Linked DNA regions of Homo sapiens: region 2 is linked to region 1. Evidence: chromatin loops called from intact Hi-C (ENCODE). Cell type or tissue: PC-3. All regions are shown on one strand.

Region 1 (4,000 bases):
AATGAAACAAAAAGCAGGTTCTTTGAAAAGATAAATAGGCCCATCAAGGTGGCTCATGCCTGTAATCCCAGCACTTGGGAGGCCAAGTTGGGCGGATCACTTGAGGTCAGGATTTCAAGACCAGCCTGGCCAACATGATGAAACCCGATCTCTACAAAAATACAAAAATTAGCAGGGCATGATGGCGGGTGCCTGTAACCCCAGCTGCTCAGGAGGGTGGGGCAGGAGAATCACTTGAATCCGGGACACGAAGGCTGCAGTGTGCCACGATTGCACCATTGCACTCCAGCCTGGGCAACGGAGCAAGACTCCGTCTCAAAAAAAAAAAAAAAAAAAAAAAAAAAGATGAAGAGAAGATAACTAAAATTGATAGACCATTAGCAAGATTAACCAAGAAAAGAAGAGATAAAAATCCTAATAAGCCCAATTACAAATGAAATGAGAGATATTACAACTGACACCACAGAGTTACAAAAGATCATTCAAGGCCCCTACGAACACCTTTAGGCACATAAACTAGAAAACCTAGAGATGGATAAATTCCTGGAAACATACAACCTTCCTAGCTTAAATCGGGAAGAACTAGATACCCTGAACAGAAAAACAACAAGCAGCGAGATTGAAATGGTAATTTAAAAAACTCCAGGACCAGATGGATTCACAGCAGAATCCTGACAGACAATCAAAGAAGAATTGGTACCAACCCTATTGACACTATTCCACAAGATAGAGAAAGAGGGGATCCTCTATGAAGCCAGTATCACCCTAATACCAAAACCAGGAAAGGACATAACCAAAAAAGAAGACTACAGACCAATATCCCTGATGAACATAGATGCTAAAATCCTTAACACAATACTAGCTAATCGAATCCAACAACACATCAAAAAGATAATCCACCATGATCAAGTGGGTTTCATACCAGGGATCCAGGGATGGTTACGTCCAATGTGATACACCACATAAAAAGAATTAAAAACAAAAATCACATGATCATCTCAATAGATGCGGAAAAAGCATTTGACAAAATTCAGCGTATTTTTATAATTAAAACTCTCAGCAAAATCAGCATACAAGGGACATATCTCAGTGTAATAAAAGCCATCTATGACAAACCCATGGCCAACATAATACTGAATGGAGAAAAGTTGAAAGCATTTCCTCTGAGAACTAGAACAAGACAAGGATGCCTGCTCTAATCACTCCTCTTCAACACAGTACTGGAAGTCCTAGCCAGAGCAATCAGAAAAGAGAAAGAAATACAGAGCATCCAAATTAGTAAAGAGGAAGTCAAACTGTTGCTGTTTGCTGATGATATGATTATTTACTTAGAAAACCTTAAGGCCTCCTCCAGAAAGCTCCTAGAACTGATAAAAGATTTCAGCAAAGTTTCTGGACACAAAATTAATTTACACATATCAGTAGCACTTCTGTACACCAACAGCGACCAAGTGGAGAATCAAATCAAGAACTCAACCCCCTTTACAATAGCTGCGAAAAATTAAAATACTTAGGAATATACCTAACCAAGGAGGTGAAAGACCTCTAGCAAGATAAACTACAAAACACTGCTGAAAGAAATCACAGACAACACCAACAAATGGAAACACATCCCATGCTCATGATTAGGTAGAATCAATATTGTGAAAATGACAAATGACCATACTGTCAAAAGTAATCTACAAATTCAACAAAATTACCATCAAAATAACATCATCATTCCTCACAGAATTAGAAAAAAAAATTTAAAATTAATATGGAAGCAAAAAAGAGCCTGCATAGCCAAAGCAAGACTAAGCAAAAAGAACAAATCTGGAGGCATCACATTACCTGATTTCAAACTATACTTTAAGGCCATAGTCACCAAAACAGCATGGTTCTGGTATAAAAATAGGCACATAGACGAATGGAACAGAATACAGAACTCAAAAATAAACTCAAATACTTACAACCAACTGATCTTTGACAAAGCAAACAAAAACATAAAGTGGGGAAAAGACACCCTATTCAACAAACAGTGCTGGGATAATTGGCAAGCCACATGTAAGAGAATGAAACTGGATCCTCATATCTCACCTTATAGAAAAATCAACTCAAGATGGATCAAGGACTTAAATGTGAGACCTGAAACTATAAAAATTCTCGATGATAACATTGGAAAATCCCTTCTGGGCATTGGCTTATGCAAGGATTTCATGACCAAGAACCCAAAAGCAAATGCAATAAAAACAAAGATAAATAGCTGGGACTTAATTAAACAAAGAGTTTTTGCATGGCAAAAGGAATGGTCAGCAGAGTAAACATATAACTCACAGAGTGGCAGAAAAATCTTCACAATCTATACATCTGGCAAAGGACTAATATCCAGAATCTACAATGAACTCAAACAAATGAGCAAGAAAAAACAAACATGAATAGACAATTCTCAAAAGAAGATATAAAAATGGCCAAGAAACGTAGGAAAAAATGCTCAACGTCACTAATGATCAGGGAAATGCACACCAAAAACACAATTTGATACCACCTTACTCCTGCAAGAATGGCCATAATCAAAAAATAAAAACAGATGTTGGTGTGGATGCAGTGAACAGGGAACACTTCTACACTTCTAGTGGGAATGTAAACTAACACTACACTATGGAGAACTAAATGCAGAACTACCATTTGATCCAGCGATCCCACTACTGGCTATCTACCCAGAGGAAAAGAAGTCGTTATATGAAAAAGATACTTGCATATGCATATTTATAGCAGCAAAATTTGCAATTGCAAAAATGTGGAACCAATGTATATGCCCATAAATCAATGAGTGCCTAAAGAAACTGATATTATATATATTACATATATGATGGAATGCTACTCAGCCATAAAAAGAAATGAATTAATGGCTTTCGCAGCAACCTGGATGAGATTGGAGACTATTTTTCTAAGTGAAGTAACTCAGGAATGGAAAACCAAACATCGTATGCTCGCTCATAAGTGGGACCTAAGCTATGAGGATGCAAAGGCATAAGAATGACACAATGAACTTTGAGAACTCAGTGGGGAAAGGATGGGAAGGGAGTGAGGGATAAAAGATTACAAATTGGGTGTAATATATACTTCTCAGGTGATGGGTGCACCAAAATCTCACAAATCACCACTACAGAACTTACTCACGTAACCAGACATCACCTTTTCCCCAACAACCTATGGAAACAAAAATAATAATAAAGAATACAGATCAGAAAGAAAGAAAGAAAATTCTCCTTATTTGTAGATGACATCAATTTCTACATAGGAAAATCCTAGTGTATAAAAACTCCTAGAACTAATGAGTTCGGCAAGGTCAGAGGATACAAGATAAACATAAAAAAAATTAGAACTCCACATATTAGCAATGAACATGCAGACACAAAAATTAAAAATACACTATTTACAACTGCTCAAAAAAATGAAATAGTATAACAAAACATATACAGGACTTGTATTCTAAAGACTACACACACAAATGAAATAAATAAAAGAAGTTCTTTTTTTGAGATGGAGTTTCGCTCTTTTGCCCAAGCTGGAGTGGAGTGGTGTAATCTCAGCTCACTGCAACCTCTGACCCCCAGGTTCAAGCAATTCTCCTGTCTCAGCCTCCTGAGTAGCTGGGATTATAGGCATCTGCCACCACGCCCGGCTAATTTTTATATTTTTAGTAGAGATGGGGTTTCACCATGTTGGCCGGGGTGGTCTCAAACTCTTGACCTCAGGCGATCCACCCACCTTGGCCTCCCAAAGTGCCGGGATTACAGGCATGAGCCACCATGACTGGCCATAAGTTCTAAATAAATGGAAAGGTATACCATTCCATGGATTGGAAAACTCAACATAGCACATCTCCCCAAACTGATAAAGATTTAATACAATTACTATCAAAATCTCAGCAAGACTTTTTGGCTTTGTGGATACAGACAAGGTTATTTTTTAAATTATATGGAAAGGCAAAGGAGCTAGAATATCTAAAACAAATTGA
Region 2 (4,000 bases), 99 kb after region 1:
TCATAACTAGTGAGCAGCTCTATATCGGTTGCCATTTTTGTCATGGTAAATCCATATCTCCTCCCATTATCCTTCAACAATAGATAGACATAACCTACCATTCCACCTGTGATCACAAATATATGAGATCATTCAGAATAGAGACTGATTCACCTGGTGTTTCCGGTGACTGGCACAATGCTTAGCACATAGTTGTACTCAAAAATATCTCAAATTGAGCAAAACACATTTTCATTAGAGAAAGCACGAGTTTCTCAAAATGGTATAAATTTTGAATGTCGAAGATAGCCTCTCAAAGCTATGCAAATATAGCTTGAGTTGCTGAAATAACATGTTCTCCATAAACTGTTAGTTTGGTCCAGAGTTTGAAGGTCTACCTACCACTCACACTTTGTATATCTACCTCCAAAGGAAATTTTGATTCTGATTCTGTTGGTTATTTTTTCACAATCATGCTTATACACAATTTCTTAAGACACTGCAATAGAAACAGAATAAAAATTACAATTTTGTCCACTGTATTACTGAGAAATATGAGGTAGCATTTGCAGTCTTACTCTGGTACTGCACTGTACCTTACTTGGACTGCCATCAATCCATACTGTTATCCCAACTCAACAAAGCAGTCCATCATCCTATACAAGCCTTTTTAGTTATGGGCTTCTAAAATTAGTCTTAGATATATAGAAACTCCTAGATACTATCTCAAGGACATCTCATGATGCTAGAAACTGCTCTTTACTCCTCTAAATATCTGCAGAAAAACTGTTCAATTCCCTTCCTTTGTAACTTAACATTTGTTGCCTATAATTGTTCATTATCTTTGTGTGTTTGTATTTTACCTTCCCAATTAGATCATGAATTTATTTGTAACACAGTGAACATCCATAATATTTATAAATATTATATTTTTACCAAATATAACCTACTTATTAAAATAATGTTTATTTTAAAAGTAGGAATGAGAAAAGAACTAGACTAAGACTATCATTTATCAAATACTTATCCTGTACCAGGACCTATGTTGAGAGTTTTACACAATTTAATTACATTAATATGGAGATAACATTTTACTTCCATCTTAACTCTTTTTGCAAGGTTAAAGATTTAGCAACTTGCCCAAGGTCACACAGCTAACAGGTATTTGAACTGTGACTCCAAAGTCAGTGTCCTTAAACACTCACTACATTGCCTTCCTAGAAAAGTGCTTTTTATATAACAGATAATAAATATTTATTGGATGAGTGAATAGTTTTAGCAGCATTATTGTCAATTCTATGTGGTTAGGTTGTAATTAAAACAAGCTCTATGTCTATCCTAAGTGGTTAGGTTGTAATTAAAACAAATATATCATGAGTATTCTCTAGTTCATAATGTCTTTATCCCCCAAAAAACTTTTGCAGTTGACCTTAAGTGCCCTAGACAAATAGAAGATATACACTTAATCAGCTATTTTTTAAATCACTCATATTTTTATAATTTCTACCTGCCTGGCTTTCCATAATTCTAATGTTTTTTCCATACTTGAGATCTCATTTAGGCTACAGTGTAAATCAGTAGTGCCAAGGGTCTGGAAGCCATCCATCATAATCAATTTGATCTTATTTTTAGTATAATTGAGTCAAAGTTACTTATCCAATTTCTTTTAGGGTTTCCCTCCATGTCTGACACTATGCATAGAATCTTACTCATCAAATAAACTCTTCTGAAGAATCCAAAGTTTATGGAACATGGGATGAAAAACAATAGTTATAGAAAGTGAAAAAACATAGTTATCTTCAGACACTTGGTATGAGCACTACACTAGCTAATCTGTAATATGAAATCTGAAAGTAAAATAAAACCTAGAGGAAGAAAAAAATAAACAATTAAATGAAGACAGAGCAGCCAGAAGACACAATAATGTTACCAAATATTGCTTGGCATGAAGACCTAGTAGCTCCCAAAATTCAACTCTGTCTGAAGATAAACAATTCAGTTAAGCTAAAGCAACACTCCAAAATCAGGAAGGAGAGGCAAATCACACATATCTATAAGCCCTATGCATCTTCCTAGTATGCATTACTATGTGCATACATACATAAATGCACAAATCATCTAAAGGTCACGGGATTTGACTCTTCTTTTATGAAGCAGTTTGTTTCAATTAATTGACTACGGCATATCAATCATAGCAAGAGTGGCAAGTAAATCTAAATTGTGAAATGCCATAAATTTTCTTATAGCACAAAAGCAAATTGAAATATGAAGCAATGAAACAGTTCAGAATACAGTAAGTTTAACATAATACGAAAGCTTAGTACATGTATATGTCTTTTGTTTTTTAAATATCTTTGTGTTCATTTCCATATGTTATTTTCTCAATAGCCTTTTAAGGTCAAGCTGTCTCATTCCTATTGCTCTGTTCATTCATTTGCTCATTGTGATTCATTTTTGGATGAATTCATCATTAAACAAATATTTAATGAACTCTATGCCTCAGGCATTATGCTAGGTACTAGGTATATAGTGAACAGAATAGACAAATTCCTGGCCATTACAGAGCTTACAACCTGTAATGTAATTTAAAAGCTAAGCAAATAAAGGTACAATTACAAATTGTGATAAGGGTTTAGGGAAATAATAAGTAATTAGGAGTATGAGAGAGTGAAACAGTGAGAGAGAGAGAGCCCCTAGGAGGAATCCCATGGATAGAGAAGCCATCTCTAAAATGATTAACACTTAAGTTAAAATGTAAAGACTAAAAGGTGCCAGTCTTTCAGTGTATGAAGAATGCTCCAGGCAAATGAGACAGTGATGGCCAAAGCCCTTAGGCAAGAAGCCCTTGAGTCTTCCAAAACTGAAAGAAAACCATGTGGCTAAACCAAAGGGAAAGACTGTCATGCCATGAACTAGAGGAGACATGCAAAAACCAGATCATGGGCCGGGCGCGGTGGCTCACGCCTGTAATCCCAGCACTTTGGGAGGCCGAGGCGGGTGGATCATGAGGTCAGGAGATCGAGACCATCCTGGCTAACAAGGTGAAACCCCGTCTCTACTAAAAATACAAAAAATTAGCCGGGCGCGGTGGCGGGCGCCTGTAGTCCCAGCTACTCGGGAGGCTGAGGCAGGAGAATGGCGTGAACCCGGGAAGCGGAGCTTGCAGTGAGCCGAGATTGCGCCACTGCAGTCCGCAGTCCGGCCTGGGCGACAGAGCGAGACTCCGTCTCAAAAAAAAAAAAAAAAAAAAAAAAACAGATCATGGAGGGATTTGAGGACACTGTGTTAAGGAATTTAAAATGCATTCTTAGTACAATAAAAAGACATTAAAATGTTTTAAGAAAGGAAAAAGGGCAAGATTATTAGATTTATATTTTTCAAGTTAAGCTAGTAGGTTGATGTGTGAATAGTGTATTGTTGTAAAATAAAGTGATCAAGTTAAAATGCTATTGTTTGTAGTCCAGGTAATAGATAGTGGTAACTTGGACTCTGGTAGTATTAGTAAATATGGAGACAAATGAATTTGAGATATGCCAAAAATGATGATGGGTTGAATGAAGAAGGTAAGGGAAAAAAAGTCATTAAAAGAAATACTCAGGTTCTGGCTATAGCAACTAGGTAAATGGTGAAACAAAGCGACCTGAGCAATGGGAAAGGTCTTTCCCAAGAAATGAAGGTAATCGACAGAATCAATATATATTTCTGTTGTGTGAGCCTTTCAAATTTCATGCATTTTTATTTTAAGAGCCTCTACTGAGCATCTTATAAATGCTAAATCCTACTCTAGCCTCTGAGAAATGGAAGCTAAGTAAGATTCAGCGGCTTTGCACTAGGATTCAGACTGGGGAAGAGAATCATATAAACATTCAAATTTTCTTCCATGTGATTCATGTTACAATAATCTGGTAGGACTCAACAGAGAAACTAGAGGTCAGGAGAGACTTCAAAGAGATGACATCTGATCAAGTCTTCATGAATAAAAAGAAAGCATTATTTTATTTGAATAAGGTGAGGATAGCTA

Evidence for each region. Peaks named below come from ENCODE experiments on the same cell type or tissue, not always from the same donor. Only the 100,000 strongest peaks of a DNase experiment are listed, where the experiment ranks them.
Region 2: a loop joins it to region 1, with 6 times the contacts of the local background. A loop is called at or near these places in 1 of 110 quality-filtered maps.

What each region holds. Positions count from the first base shown.
Region 1 is chr11:84,985,675-84,989,674 of GRCh38, forward strand. The region is part of intron 6 of DLG2 (discs large MAGUK scaffold protein 2); the gene reads right to left. Among named protein-coding and RNA genes, the nearest start is that of DLG2, 640 kb to the right of the region's middle. In PC-3, no CTCF peak of the experiment used is centred here; a DNase peak (open chromatin) is centred at 2,217; H3K27ac peaks cover 1,165 bases.
Region 2 is chr11:85,084,636-85,088,635 of GRCh38, forward strand. All of the region lies in intron 6 of DLG2 (discs large MAGUK scaffold protein 2), which reads right to left. Among named protein-coding and RNA genes, the nearest start is that of DLG2, 540 kb to the right of the region's middle. In PC-3, no CTCF peak of the experiment used is centred here; a DNase peak (open chromatin) is centred at 2,436; H3K4me3 peaks cover 602 bases; H3K27ac peaks cover 1,422 bases.